Regions from separate parts of the Homo sapiens genome. Here region 1 is linked to region 2. A link is a contact called in ENCODE Hi-C or POLR2A ChIA-PET data. All regions are on one chromosome and are shown on one strand. Each heading gives the region's core, a stretch centred on a gene start or an enhancer-like site at or near the end of the contact. The rest is flanking DNA. Distances are from core to core; before and after follow the strand shown.

Evidence for each region. Hi-C counts contacts between places; a loop is a spot of excess contacts on that map. ChIA-PET counts read pairs that join two places held with the same protein, here RNA polymerase II (POLR2A). Pooled maps may share reads with other maps.
Region 1: a pooled map shows a loop between it and region 2 (2.8-fold over the local background). The contact joins two enhancer-like sites. A Hi-C loop is called at or near these places in 5 of 50 pooled maps. POLR2A ChIA-PET finds 5 or more read pairs at or near these places in 3 of 52 experiments (CD8-positive, alpha-beta memory T cell, HEK293T and activated CD4-positive, alpha-beta T cell).

The regions. Positions count from the first base shown.
Region 1 is chr10:15,249,485-15,256,322 of GRCh38, forward strand. It overlaps FAM171A1 (family with sequence similarity 171 member A1), which reads right to left. Exons shown (of 8, transcript NM_001010924.2): 4 at 5,237-5,395. Among named protein-coding and RNA genes, the nearest start is that of FAM171A1-AS1, 44 kb to the left of the region's middle. RefSeq lists an enhancer at 6,230-6,838. Within about 2 kb of position 4,592, at least 5 of the 41 ENCODE cell types and tissues checked have a DNase peak (open chromatin) inside an H3K27ac peak, as active enhancers do.
Region 2 is chr10:15,137,169-15,144,696 of GRCh38, forward strand. NMT2 (N-myristoyltransferase 2) reads right to left here. Exons shown (of 12, transcript NM_004808.3): 2 at 4,254-4,389. It overlaps LOC107984210 (a long non-coding RNA gene), which reads left to right. Exons shown (of 2, transcript XR_007062067.1): 1 at 1-2,684; 2 at 3,371-3,961. Among named protein-coding and RNA genes, the nearest start is that of NMT2, 28 kb to the right of the region's middle. Within about 2 kb of position 4,168, at least 2 of the 41 ENCODE cell types and tissues checked have a DNase peak (open chromatin) inside an H3K27ac peak, as active enhancers do.

The DNA of each region.
Region 1 (6,838 bases), core at 3,342-5,841, 110 kb after region 2:
TAAGTGGAAATCACCGGAAATAACTTTTACACAAAGTGAGCCCCATGCACATGTTAATTACTTGGCAGATAACCTTAATAAAACCAAATGTTTTAGAGCAGAGGCTGCTTTTTTTTTAACATAGCAAATTTCTTCAAGGATTGCTTCAAAAATATTAACTTCTGCTAAAAAGTATGCTATTGAGGACTGGACTTGAAATATTTATGAGTTATTTTAATTGCCATTGTTATTTTGATCTGTTTAAAAGGACCTCAGTATACCAATTATTTTCCATTAAAGGCCTTTGGTCCAAGCCAAAGCTTTAATGACTGCCTACAGATAAATTAGAGAATGCTTATGAGACCGATATATTTATGCACTCAAGCAATCCATTTTACATTTTCCTCTAGTGAAATACAATATCGCACAAACTGTGTTGTCATAATTTTACATATTTCTTTGAGCACAATGACAAAAACACAGCGATAAAAAATTTAAGCTGCATTAAAATACAATCTATAGGACTTTTTATTCAGCTACTTATATACTTACCTACCTACCAAACTGAGCTGATGTAAACCTCCAATCTGGTCTACATTTAAACATTTAAAGAAAACCTAGTGAATTTTAGAGTCTCAACAATGAATTACAGCTAAATCCTTCATACAGCAATTTCTACACAGCTAATGCCACCCTACCTTTTATCATTCATACCCGTCTGTTTTTTAATGAAGGCAAAGGTGTGGGAATGGAGATTTCGTGGAAAGATCGAAGTTGGAATCACAGATCCAAGTTTTGAAATCTCTTAGTCTGGTTATGTCATTTTATGGTAAAAAAACAACCAACCAACAAAACTCAGAATTTACCATGTTTCTGGTCCAAAGATTTTGTGTCTTGAAACACAAATGTGCCAGCAGCTCAAAGTTGATAGAGAAGCAAAGCCAGGTCTACAATCTACTGCTCTAGATTCTGTTAGGCCCTCTCAGGAAGATGGAACTTACAACTACAGAAAAGCTGGCCAGGCGCAGTGGCGCATGCCTGTAATACTGGCACTTTGGGAGGCCGAGGCAGGTTGCTTGAGCCCAGGAGTTCAAGAACAGCTTGGGCAACATAGTGAAACCCCGTTTGCACAAAAAAATACAAAAAATTAGCTGGGCATGGTGGTGCATGCCTACAGTTCCAGCTACTCAGGAGGCTGATGTGGGAGGATCACTTGAGCCTGGGAAGTGAAGGCTGCAGTGAGCTATGATCACACCACTGCAATCCATCCTGGGTGACAGAGTGACACCCTGTCTCAAAACAAAACAAAACAAAAAAAGAGAAACTACAGAGACATTAAATAATTTACTAGACTGTATAAACAACTGAGAGATAATGTTTTCCATCAGGGAGTGCTGTTTTCTTTCATCAAACTCTAGTCAAGATGTCCAAGTACGTAGGTAGCAGGTACTTGGTAGATAGAGGAGAAAAGCCCTAGAAATGGTGTCTCCCTTCTCCTCCCTTGTCACCTTTCAACTCTCCCTTCCTGCACATTCCCAGCCCAGGAAGATGGAGTCCCAGTACCAGATCTGCCACTCACTGCCTATGTCACCTCTGAAAGTGACTTCATTCCTCTGGGGTCTGTTTTTCTTACCTTCAAAACTAAGGAGGGTAGACTAGATGCCTTCCTGCATCTATGGAAATAAGTACACTCAGCTTGAAACATTCAGAAGTAAGTAGAGCATTGCAGAAACGAGCATATTAATGGACAGCAATGTGCATTAGGTTCATGGGATTTCATGTCCCTTTAGTGTCCTCTAGCTGTCTTAAGACATTGTGGGGAATTATATCTGCCTTCTTGAGGCCTCTTTCCTCCCTCAGGGCTTCATTAAATGCCTGCTTCTCTATGCCTTCCCAATGACTCTCCCTCTATGTCCCCATGTTGTTTATTCTGCAACGATTTTTTTTTTTTTTTTTTTAGACAGAGTCTTGCTCTGTCACCCAGAGTGGAGTGCAATGGTGCAATCTTGGCTCACTGCAGCCTCTGCCTTCTCAGTTCAAGCAATTTTCCTGCCTCAGCCTCCTGAGTAGCTGGGACAACAGGCACACACCACCACTCCTTGCTAATTTTTTTTTCTTTGTTTTTGTATTTTTAGTAGAGATGAGGTTGGTCAGGCTGGTCTTGAACTCCTGACCTCCCTCCCAGTGATCCACCCGCCTCGGCCTCCCAAAGTGCTGGGATTACAGGTGTGAGCCATCGCGCCTGGCCTATTCTGCAACAATTCACATTTTGAAGGGCTAAACTATTTTCCTTCTCTTTGTTATGAAACTCCAATTTTACACAAAATACTGAGTTTTATATAGAAAGTGGTCATCCTTCCCGTTCCATCTGGATGTTGCCTGGCTCCCTTTAAGTCTGCACAAAGACAAGCAGGTGTCAGGCAAATGCAGCAGGATCGTGTTGCGGGGCAGAACACCACTGGCCCAAGCGAGGAGAGGAGCTGTATCACCTTGGGCCATCTACCTGGTCACTCGTCACGTGACAGGTTCTGCTCAGCTGACATCTAAGGTTCTGTTGGGCTCTGTATTCTACCAACTTTTTGGAATTGCAGGAAAAGTCTGCACCTGTCATTTTATTGACTCTTCTCTGTCTTCCTGGAGTTATTAGTGAAAGCAATTTTTGTAAAAACCCCTTGGGAACACCACGGAACATTCTGTGCTTTCTCAGCAGCTGGGGGAAGAGTGCGATGCTCTCCGGTGAGAGGAGGGGGCCCCCAAGAGCTAGAAAGAGAAGATGCTTCTCCACTTACTTACAACTCTGGATCCACCCTCTAAACCAAACAACACAACCTTCATGGTACCCCCAGAAAACAGCCTTTCGGAGCCCTTTCCAGTCTCTTCCGCAGCCTCTCTGTTTCCATCCACCTTCACTGAACTCTGGTTATGACGCTAGTCATTTTCTGCGTCTTCGGGAGATGAACTTGTGTCATCTTCCAAAGACACGTCTGGTCCAGGCGTGCTCTCTTTAGGCTGTGAGCTCTTAGATGCCTTTAGTAAAACAGGAGATGAGTGACTGTGGGCAAAAGACAAGCTGTGTGCAAACTGACCCCAGGGGCCGCCATGGAGCTGGTGAGTTACTGAGGTGTCTGTGCTCAAGGGAGCCCAGGTTCCAAGTCCCCGAGGGCGCGTGTGAATTCACTATGGGTGGATGCCTTCGCTGCTAGGTCTCCAAGAAAGCCTAGTCATTTCTAGGTCAAGTCATCCATTCTTTCCGTGGAAGAGAAATTTCATGTCACATTGCAAAGACCTCTCTTCCCTTTGAAATCACGGAATGATCTTAAAATAGGACAAACTCCTCTAAAATCAATAGTTCTGTGTCTTAGTGTTCGTTTTCCCCCATTTTCTCAGACTGCATAATTTATTCAAGAGCTACTGGAAGTGGGGCACAGAAAAATTTAATGAGTCCCGAGCACGGAGGCTGTCCCTCCAAGTTAGGGTTTTGTGGATCGTGCACCATTTTGTCCGGGAGGCTGGATGCTGGCTATGATATTTTAAAACTTTGTTTTTTTGTTTTTTTTTGAGACAGAGTTTAGATCTGTTGCTCAGGCTGGAGTGCAGTGGCACGATCTTGGCTCACTGCAACCTCCACCTTCTGGGTTCAAGCGATTCTCCTGCCTCAGCTTCCTGAGTAGCTAGAACTACAGGCACCTGCCACCACACCCAGCTAATTTTTGTATTTTTAGTAGACGCAGCATTTCATCATGTTGGCCAGGCTGGTCTCAAACTTCTGACCTCAAATGATCCACCCACCTCGGCCTCCCAAAGTGCTGGGATTACAGGCATGAGCCACCGCACCCAGCCTTAAACCACTTCTTCATGCTCCCCAAAACAAGACTTTTCTCCCAGACCGGCACATTTCAAGTAATAGTCAACATTTTTTTTTCCTAATAATGTTTACTTAAGATGACTGCTATGCCATCTTTCTGATGACCAAGTACTGACATATTTACTGACAAGTTAATCACATCCTCATCAGCACACAAAAATTAAAGAAGAAACGTTTTGGAAAACAGAGAGAAGAAAAATGAGTAACAAATCACCATGTTGCCTTTATGTATAACCAGAAACTTATTAATATGCTACAAAATGGATCAAATGTTTCAGGTTTAAAAGCTTTTTCAGAATAATCAGTTTATGTAAAGCACTGGAAAATTAAGTGAAATTCAAGCCAAGTATCCCTGGGAAATGCAGTGAGTTACTCTCCTAGCAGAATGCAACTCAGAACAGCCTTTGATTTAAAATTTTAATGCTGTGATTAGTTTAAAGTGTGGGGGAAAGGAAAGTGGGGTAGACAAGAAAATAATTCAGGACTCCAGAATCCTGACACCTCTTCCACCAGGAGGAGTGGGGACCATTCCAGTGCAAAGGGGTCCAGAGAATGGTGCAGTTGGACACAAACAGAGGTGGAAGGTACCCGTCTTGGGTCTTTCTCTGATAAGGAATTATCACTTATTTTCTGGTGGATGGCTTTTAGTTTCTCTGATCTTTTAGCTGTGGCATGCCAGAATAGTGGTACTGACCCAGCTGACTTAGAGACCTGCCAGGAGAGGGCGGATTCTAAAGCAAATTCAAAGCCTGGCCACTCTATGCCCAGTTGAGGACAGAGAGAGCAAGTGCAGAGAAAGAAACGATGTGGGAAAGAGCTGGGTGGACACAGATGGCAGAGGGCGGAGGCTCCCCATCCTAAGTGGTCCCCATGCCGGTGGGGCATGGAGCCAAGGTATGCCTGTCTCTGAGTTGGACCAAGCACCACCTCTTCCCCTCCTGGCTGCAGCATAGGTGGGTGGGGTGGTAAGTCTCTACCAGCCCCACCCACCCACAGGCTACCCTCTCAAATGGGGGCTCGTGGGACGAGGCAGAGGGCAGCTGGGCCAAAAACCCTAAGTCTAATCTTATACTTAAAAAAATTGCAATTTCAATAAGAATTTCTCTGAATTGAATATATTTAGTCCACCAAAGGAGAGCTCAGAGAAGGTGCTTAAGGCAACTGGTAACAGAAGAAAAGCTCAAGGAGACCAATGTGCTAACATGTAATTCTGCAGGGCTCGTACCGACGTAACACAGTTTCAAAGCACTTGAACTTGTACCAAGAATTCCCCTTCTGCACCTTCAGTGCCTTTCTCCCACATAGTGCTAAAACTCCCAATCATACCTAAAATCCACATGTAAAGACTAAAACACAGTAACTCCCACTGAAAAGAGAAAAGACTCCAATTACCTGTTCCATTTCCGTCTAATCCTCGCAAATAAGGAAAACTGTCCACCTCCGAAGGGGAGCTGGCGGCCGTGAGAAACGCGGTCAGGTCACTGTAGCTGGTGTTCTCAGGCAACCTCAGAGCCCTTCTCTGGAAATGAACGCGAGGCTGTGGCCGGGCACCTGCAGAGATTAACCTCCGAGTTATCTCCCCCAGGAGCAGTTTCTGTTTTTAGAAAATGCAAAACCAGGAAGTGCCTCTCTAAGGTTTCAGCACGCCTCCCCCACCCTGCTCCCTCTCACAAGGCCTCCCTTCCCCCATTCATGCAGGACACAGAGATGTGACAACATGCTATTATGGGGAGAGAAATAATAGCCCATTGTCACATTTGTTTTGACACAGGATGTTATTTAGGTTTTTAACAAAAAGCTTTTTCCAAGTTCCATGTGCAAGCAGTCTTGTCACTGCCCAGCATTTGCCTGTGGATCTGGGTAGCATTTTGGGAAACTCCATGTAAATGAAACAAGTAGATGACTATTAATCTCTTTACTCAAACAATGTAAGAGATACTCTTTGATACCGCTGCAAACCCGTCTTTAATCTCCCTGGAAAAATCTGGTTTAATGCCATGAACCAAATTGAAGGAGGGCAAGGGAATTAACAGTGCAACCTTGAAAAGAATTGCAAACAATACCCCAGCGGCAATGAATCTTCTCTTTCTGTGGGAGCTGCCATTTGTCATCATCCAGTCTATTCTGGAGGCGTGCTTCCTACTTGTGATGGATTATGTCACAGAATTTAGGATGAGACTTTTGAAATGATGCAAAATGATGCTTCTTCACCAAACTCAACTCCTTTGTGTAGGAGGACAGGTTGGGCTGACAGGCCCTAGACAGTTGGTTGTGCCGTCCTCTGCAGCTTAACTTTGCTCCAAATTTTCTTTTTCTTTTCTTCTTCTTTTTTTTTTTTGAGATGGAGTTTTGCTCTTGTCGCCCAGGCTGGAGTGCAGCGGTGTGATCTCAACTCCCTGCAACCTCTGCCTCCCGTTCAAGCGATTCCCCTGCCTCAGTCTCCCAAGTAGCTGGGATTACAGGTGCCCGCCACCACACCCAGCTAATTTTTGTATTTTTAGTAGAGGCAGGGTTTCACCATGTTGGCCAGGCTGGTCTTGAACTCCTGACCTCAGGTGATCCACCCGCCTCAGCCTCCCAAAGTGTTGGGATTACAGGTGTGAGCCACCGCGCCTGGCCCAGATGTTGTTTTGATCATAAAACCTGAACTGGTTTTTACCTAATGCTGCGGTGATATTCACCAGACGTAAAGGTGCTAGGTAATTTTGTGCAAACCTGGCAAAAGCATTGTTAAGAGAAAAACTGTAGATCCAACCCCAGGCTTGAGGCAGACCACATTCCACCTGTGCTTTGCTGAGGGTTCCTTCTCCCGGCCCCCTGCTGTCCTGCTTCAACAGCTCTGCACGGAGCTGGTGGGCTTTATCTCCACTCCAGGGTTCCTTTTAACTCTGGATCAAAGAACTTGTAAGGAGTGAAGAAGCCTGTCTAGACGTGTTCTAGAAAAAGGGAGTTTTAGAGCTCCAAGAATCCACTAGCCCAAGTCTCTCTTCTTAA
Region 2 (7,528 bases), core at 2,918-5,417:
TAACTTGGGAAGCTTACTCATCGTACACAGCACAGAACAGGGTTTGTTTCATACAAACACTGTCAAGAACCCTAAGGAAACGAAGTTCTGAAGTCCAGCTGGAGGCAGGTGAAAGTCTTTTTGTCTCTGCTTGGAAGTCTCACAGCACAATCCAAGATGGCCACAGTTTTTGTAAGCTGTTTATCTTACATTTGTTTAACATCAAAATCATAAAGGTCCTATCTTAATGACACATACAAATTTAACAAAATACTTTTCCGGTTCTCATTATTATATCTTTGGATGACTTCTTTTCCTTGGGTGTCTTTTAAGTCCCCAACATTAAAAGGAGCAAATTTCTAGCAAAATGAAATTCATGTGTATCTGAACTCCAACAACACCATCTATTAGAAGACCTTACAATTTAAATAGGAATTGAGATCACAGCATATTTCAACTAATAATGCTTAACTGTGCATCAGTTTAGCTTAAAATGGCAAAGTAGAGCCCAGTCTTATAAAAATAGAACTACAATGACTATAATGAATTTGTCATGGTACTTTTTCTTTCTTGATTTAATTTTTTGTTCCTTGATTTCTTTCCTGGTTTCTGAGTTAAATCTTCTAACAGTAATATATCAAACTCAAACTATTTTGCAACAGACATGAATCAGCATCTTTGTTCCACATGACCCAATGACCAAAATGACCAACTCCATGAAGAAGACTTCAGAGTGATTTATTCCCTACCTAATTAGCTCATGGGTTGACCAGCACACCTCTACATGAAATGTCCCTTTGCGAAACATTGATATCCCAATGTTCACTATTTAAATGCTTTCTTTCTTCTTCTTCTTCTTTTTTTTTTTTTTTTTTCATTTTGAGGCAGAGTCTCACTCTGTCGCCCAGGCTGGAATGCAATGGCATGATCATGGCTCACTGTGACCTCCGCCTCCTGGGTTCAAGTGATTCTCCTGCCTCAGTTTCCTGAGTAGCTGGGATTACAGGCTTGTGCCACCACGCCTGGCTAATTTTTGTATTTTTAGTAGAGACAGGGTTTCACCATGTCGGCCAGCCTGGTCTTGAACTCCTGACATCAAGTGATCTGCCCGCCTTGGCCTCCCAAAATGTGGTGATTACAGGCATGAACAACCACATACGGCTCTATTTAAATGCTTTCTGAAAGTAGATTCAAATAAACACAATTTCCAAATCCACAGGGACAAAGCAGTAAGGGAAACTCAGCTATGATCATTTCTCATGCCTGTCCATTCACCTTCCATAGTAGCACTACCTGGGAAGAATGAGTGTGCATCAGGCAAGGTGAGATGAATATCTACCCGACATTAACTTCCCACGATTCCACTCCTATATAAGAGGCAGGTATATTCTCTTTTTCTTCCACACATGCTTTCTGTGGCATACTAACCAGCAACTATACTCTTTACCCATTGTTTTCCAAATTTAATAGTACCTTGGAAAAAATGTCCAAGTTTTATAACACTAAGAAGTTTATAAGAATCCAAATATCATTTTTATTTTGGTTCTTGTATGTAGACCAGAATATTCTGCAATGCAGTCCACTGTAATTTACAGTGCTATCTAGAGTTGGCATAAGCTTAAAGGGAAAGAGCCCCAGATTTTAAAAATGCAGCAGAAAAAAGCCCATCTTAAGACAATACTGACTTCCTCCAAATTAAGAAAAGAAATTCCCTACTGTGATGGTTACTACTGAGTGTCAACTTGATTGGATTGAAGGATACAAAGTATTGGTCCTGGGTGTGTCTGTGAGGGTGTTGCCAAAGGAGATTAACGTTTGAGTCAGTGGGCTGGGAAATGCAGACCCACCCTTAATCTGGGTGGGCACAATCTAATCAGCTGCCAGTGCAGCTAGGATACAAGCAGGCAGAAAAATGTGAAAAGAGAGACTGGCCTAGCCTCCCAGCCTCCATCTTTCTCCCATACTGGATGCTTCCTGCCCTCGAACATCAGGCTCCAAGTTCTTCAGTTTTGGAACTCAGACTGGCTCTCCTTGCTCCTCAGACTGCAGATGGCCTATTGTGGGACCTTATGATCATGTGAATTAATACTTAATAAACTCCCCTCTATCTATCTATCTATCTATCTATCTATCTATCTATCTATCTATCCATCCATCCATCCCATTAGTTCTGTCCCTCTAGAGAACCCTGACCAATACACCTACCATATAATGCCAAGAGTTCGCCACTGCCTGGCTTGGCTCTAGTTTCTCATAAGTGACCAGAGAGAGGGGAAAGGCTCACAGTCACTAGAGGTGGAAGGGATGGGCAGAGACCAATGGTGATGCTGAAAGCAACAGGAGATGTCCACGCTGCAGGTCAGGGATGCCACGTTTATCTGATGAAGCGACATTTAGAAACGGGAAGAGTGTTTTGCAAGCTTATGGTGGTATCCTCTATGAGTTACCTTGGAAAGCTGTATCTAGTGGGTAGCATATTTATTACCCGAGAACCAAGTTGAAAAGCTAGGGAAGAAGATTCCATTTTCTTCTCACCCTGCAGTCAGTCAGGGAAAAATTGGGGCAAGTAATTTTCCTTCTCAGTGATTCCTGGTTCTTTTGTGTAAAACAGGTGACAACATCAAAACTACCTGCAAGTCTCACTTCATGGAACACAACAGAAACTCTGCATAAGAAAAAAGGAAATCCACAAAGCTTGTAGAATGGTAACAACTACTATATATATATATATATATATATATATATATATATATATATATATATGCACTGTTTTAGGATGTAAAAACTCTTCAATAAAAATGCTCCAACTGGAACCTCAAGATCGAACTGCGAGTTAGAGAGAAGAGAAGGAACTGGGCTGAAGGAAGTGCAGTACCCAGGCAAAGGCACACAACTAGTGAGCAAGGGGGCAGAGACCAAGCTCAAGGTCTCAGACATCACCCCTTGAGCTGTTTCCACAATACCACATGCTACTCACATTGATTGACTGATTGATTGATTGACATGGTCTCTGTCGCCAGGCTGCAGTGCAGTGGCGTGATCTTGGCTCACTGCAACCTCCACCTCCCAGGCTCAAGCTATCCTCCCACCTCAGCCTCCCAAGTAGCTAGGACTACAGGTGCATGCCACCGTGCCTAACTAACTTTTTGTATTTTTAGTAGAGACAGGGTTTTGCCATGTTGCCCAGGCTGGTCTTGAACTCCTGGGCTCAAGGGATCCGCCTGCCTTGGCCTCCCAAAGTGCTGGGACTACAGGCATGAGCCATCGTGCCCAGCCTATTCACAATAATTTATTTGTAGGTACGATCATCAAAATCATCTCTATTTTGTAATATTTCTAATTCTACCCCTTTTCTTTCTTTTCTTTCTTTTTCTTTTTTTATTTTTTTCAGCCAGGGTCTCTCACTGTTGTCCAGGATGAAGTGCAGTGGTGTGATCATAACTCACTGCAGCCTTGAACTCCTGGGCTCAATGGATCCTCCCACCTCGGCCTCCCAAAGTGCTGGGACTACAGGCGTGAGCCACCGTGCCTGGCTGGTTCTACCCTTTTCACTGTGAGTTTCTTGCATCAAGAGGGCTTTGTGTTTCCCAGAGGCCCAGCATACAGGGTGCCTGGGGGTTGGCTCCACAGACAGGGATGGCTGCCATCTGTGCCACCAGACACCCACGCAGTACAATCAACCCTCTTCTTGGCCACCATCTGCCAACACGGGGCCCAGCTGGACAACTTCTGGTTTGGTTTAAACTAGGAGAATGTCAGGAACTATTTCCCACCCTTGGCATTAGAATGAAGAACGACCGCTGCAAACTGGTTTAATTCAAAGTCAACGAGAGACTTACCCATGGCTGCTCCCGCTGAAATCTGCTGCCAGATGGTGTTGTGCTATTCAGGTAATTAGACAGACACCCAGAAAAATTACAATGTGAATATCTTCTGAACGAAAAGTAATCAAATATTAAAGTGTAATTTCAAAAAAACCTAACAAGCTCACACTGAGACTTTCTTCTAGAACGACAATCTAAATACAAATTCACTGAGAAAAGGGAAAAACACAGCAGGTATCCACACACACACAAAAGCACAGTGTACCCCTTCGTTATTTGGGTGCCAAAGTCCATTTTAAGGAGGCTGTCAAGAGCTTCCAGTTACTAGTGGCATTCAACACACAGTCACAACAAAGTCCCTACACATCTGATGCAGCAGCGCGCTAAACTGCGTAAACCCACTCATGCACGAGAAACCACACAGAGGAAAAAATAAAACAGAGCTCTCACTTTCGAAGGCTGCTGAATTTTAATCTCCTGGGAATCAGATGCCGAGTCTGACTTGGTGCCTCCGGAATTTGGTTTCTCCTTTTTTCTCTTCTGTTTCTTCTTTTTCTTTTTGGCTCCCAAATACCCTCCAGGACTTCTGCAGGAAATGCAAAGATGGTGAAACCAACCAACAAACAAAAATCATTAAATGAAATTGAATTGCATACAATTAATCATTTCAAAAAACACAGCTGTTACATGCAGTAGAAAATAACTGTGTTAGGATGTAGGTGAGGAATAAAAGGTAGTGGAGTGAAGACGGTAACAGGCAATGCAGAAGAATACCAGCCCCCGCTCAGTCATCCTGCAGGTGCTTAGAAGTCACGAAGCAGGAAGATTGCAGAGATAAACCACATTTTATAACTGAAGTAAAATAGTTTCCACGGTTATCACTACTCTCCTAATCTACGTTTAAGTCAGCTTTCGGGAGGAGAGATACATGATATGAAAAACTCCATTATCAAGATCTCTTGGGTACGACAGAACACTAATCTTGAAGCAACAGAACTAAACAAACCACTTTTTTGCAGAGGAGGAAATGTTCCCTGATAAAGATTTTTACTAGGGGGGCTAACAATGAAAAGCTTTAAGTGTCTAACTACAGAGAGAGACCCTGTCACAAACAATCACAAACAAAACACAAAGTGCTAGTTTTGTTACCTAGCATCTAGGTTATAAAGGAACTTTTCTTTCCACTGGTTATTCATGTTTTAAAGTAATGAACTTTTCCATTTAAAATGGATAATTCCTCTGTGACATCCAAATATGAAAGGCATGTGCAATAGTGAGAGAAACTGTTTAAGAACTAAGCACGCTGTTGGGCACAGTGGCTCATGCCTGTAATCCCAGCACTTTGGGAGGCTGAGGCAGGTGGATAGCTTGAGCCCAGGAGTTCAAGACCAGCCTGGGCAATAAGGGGAAACCCAGCCTCTACCAAAAGGAAAAAAAAAAATTAGCCAGGTACAGTGGCACGCACTTGTAGTCCCAGCTACTCAGGAGGCTGAGGTGGGAAGATAGCTTCAGCCTGGGAGACGGAGGTTGCAGTGAGCCAAGATTGTGCCACTGCACTCTGGCCTGGGCAACAGAGCTGGAGAAAAAGAAAAAAGAACTGAGCACTTGAGCTATAGATTCATATTTCCACTCCAATTCTAAAATAGAAAACAGTGCTTATTTTGGAAGATACATTAAGACTTTGTCAAATGGTACCCTAGTGGTTTAAAAATAGTAAGGTTTTGCCACCTCACAACAAGCAGTTTATTTTCATCAATAGAATCAAATTTGTGCTATCATGATGTTTATATTTAAAATCACCTGGTGGCCAAGGACACTCATCAATATCTGACTAGCAATTGGGATTAAACAAACATATCACAGCCAGGTACATGAGCTAGAAATATGCTGCAGATACGTTCAGTTTTGTATATTCTCTGGTTTGGGAGTAGGACTATTTTAGGCTTTCCTCTCCCGGTGTTCCTATTGCTGGCACCCTGTGAATTGGTGAATCCGTTGTACTGTTATAGTGTGATTTATGTATGCATTTGTATGTGCTACTTAAGAAGTCTATTCTTAATTGCGTCCCTAAGGTCTCCAATGCCTCACACCAGTACATACTAATACAAATGCTTGTGGAATGAATGAGTGGATAAGTCTGGCTCTAGAGGTGGTGCCATCACATATTCCCAGGCCATAAAATACTTCTGAAAGCTACCATTGTTTCAACCTCAATGGTAAAGCCTACTGCAACTTACTATCAAGTAATTATTGAACATTTACTATGTGTTCAGCATTATCTTGGGGCCACAGGCTGGGTGGGAGGGACCAAAATCATGGTGGACATGCCTGTGACTTCACAACCTAGGGGATTATCCCTCTCCCACTTCTACCATGTATTCTAACTGCTACTGGTTATGGCTTTCCAGAAACCACTAGGAGCCTGGGACCTCACAGCTTTTCTGTATAATACTTCCACTTTAAAATATCTCCAAATTTCCAAGAAGCTTGGTTACAGAGAGATACAGAATAAAAGGCAGTGACTGGGAAGGACGCTTTGAAGTAGATGCCTATCCAACTGGATGAAAATATATTTGTCCTGAGTGTCAGTTAGTAATTTGCTCAGCCAGGCATGGTGGCTCACGCCTATAATCCCAGCACTTTGGGGGTCCAAGGCGGGAAGATCGCTTGAGCCTAGAAGGATCTCTTGAGACCAGCCTGAGCAATATAGTGAGACCCTGTCCCCATAAAAAGTAAAAAATTAGCTGGGCATGGTGGTGTGCACCTGTGGTGCCAGCTACTTGGGAGGCTAAGGTGGGAGGATCACTTGAGCCTGGGAGGCTGCAGTGAGCCATGATCATGCCACTGCACTCCAGCCTGGGCAACAGAGTGAGACCCTGTCTCAAAAACAACTACAACAACAACACAACAACAATAATAATAGTCTCTAAAACAGATAAACTCATGGAAACTTGAGGGGATCTGGAGACATTTTAAAAAATTAAAATACCAGACTATTTCACCAAAAAATCCTTAAGTAAGTTTATATCACTTATTCTATAACTTACAATGCCTGTTCAATGAGGTTTCCAAAACTCCATTTTGGGAGTTAATTGATGCTACACATCAAAACTTTTTTTTCTTCCAAACGGTGTTGCTAAAATTTATATTCTTATTTTGGCATAATGGAGAAAGCGTCACCATTTTTGTTTACTCTAGTTCAGCAAGAGTTTTTCTTTTTCTCTCTTTCATCTCAACTTTAAATTGACAGGGAGCTACAGAAATGGGCACTAAGTTGGTCATCCCAGCCTCCAAACTCCCAGACATATCTGATAGCATTTATACAATGATGAGAGGCAGAGCTTCCCAGCCCTTCAGTGAGGAAGAGCTACTTTTCCATTTCCTGAGGCCATGAAGGAAACGAGACTTTGAGAATAAGAGCTGACCAGTGCACCGCTTGATACCCATGAGGATAATTATAATCAAAAAGAAAAAGCCAGGCCAGGTGCAGTGGCTCACGCCTGTAATCCCAGCACTTTGGGAGGCTGAGGCGGGTAGATCATGAGATCAGGAGATCGAGACCATCCTGACTAACATGGTGAAACTGCGTCTCTACTAAAAATACAAAAAATTTGCTGGGCGTGGTGGCGGGCGCCTGTAGTCCCAGCTACTCAGGAGGCTGAGGCAGGAGAATGGCGTGAACCCGGGAAGCGGAGCTTGCAGTGAGCCGAGATTGCACCACTGCA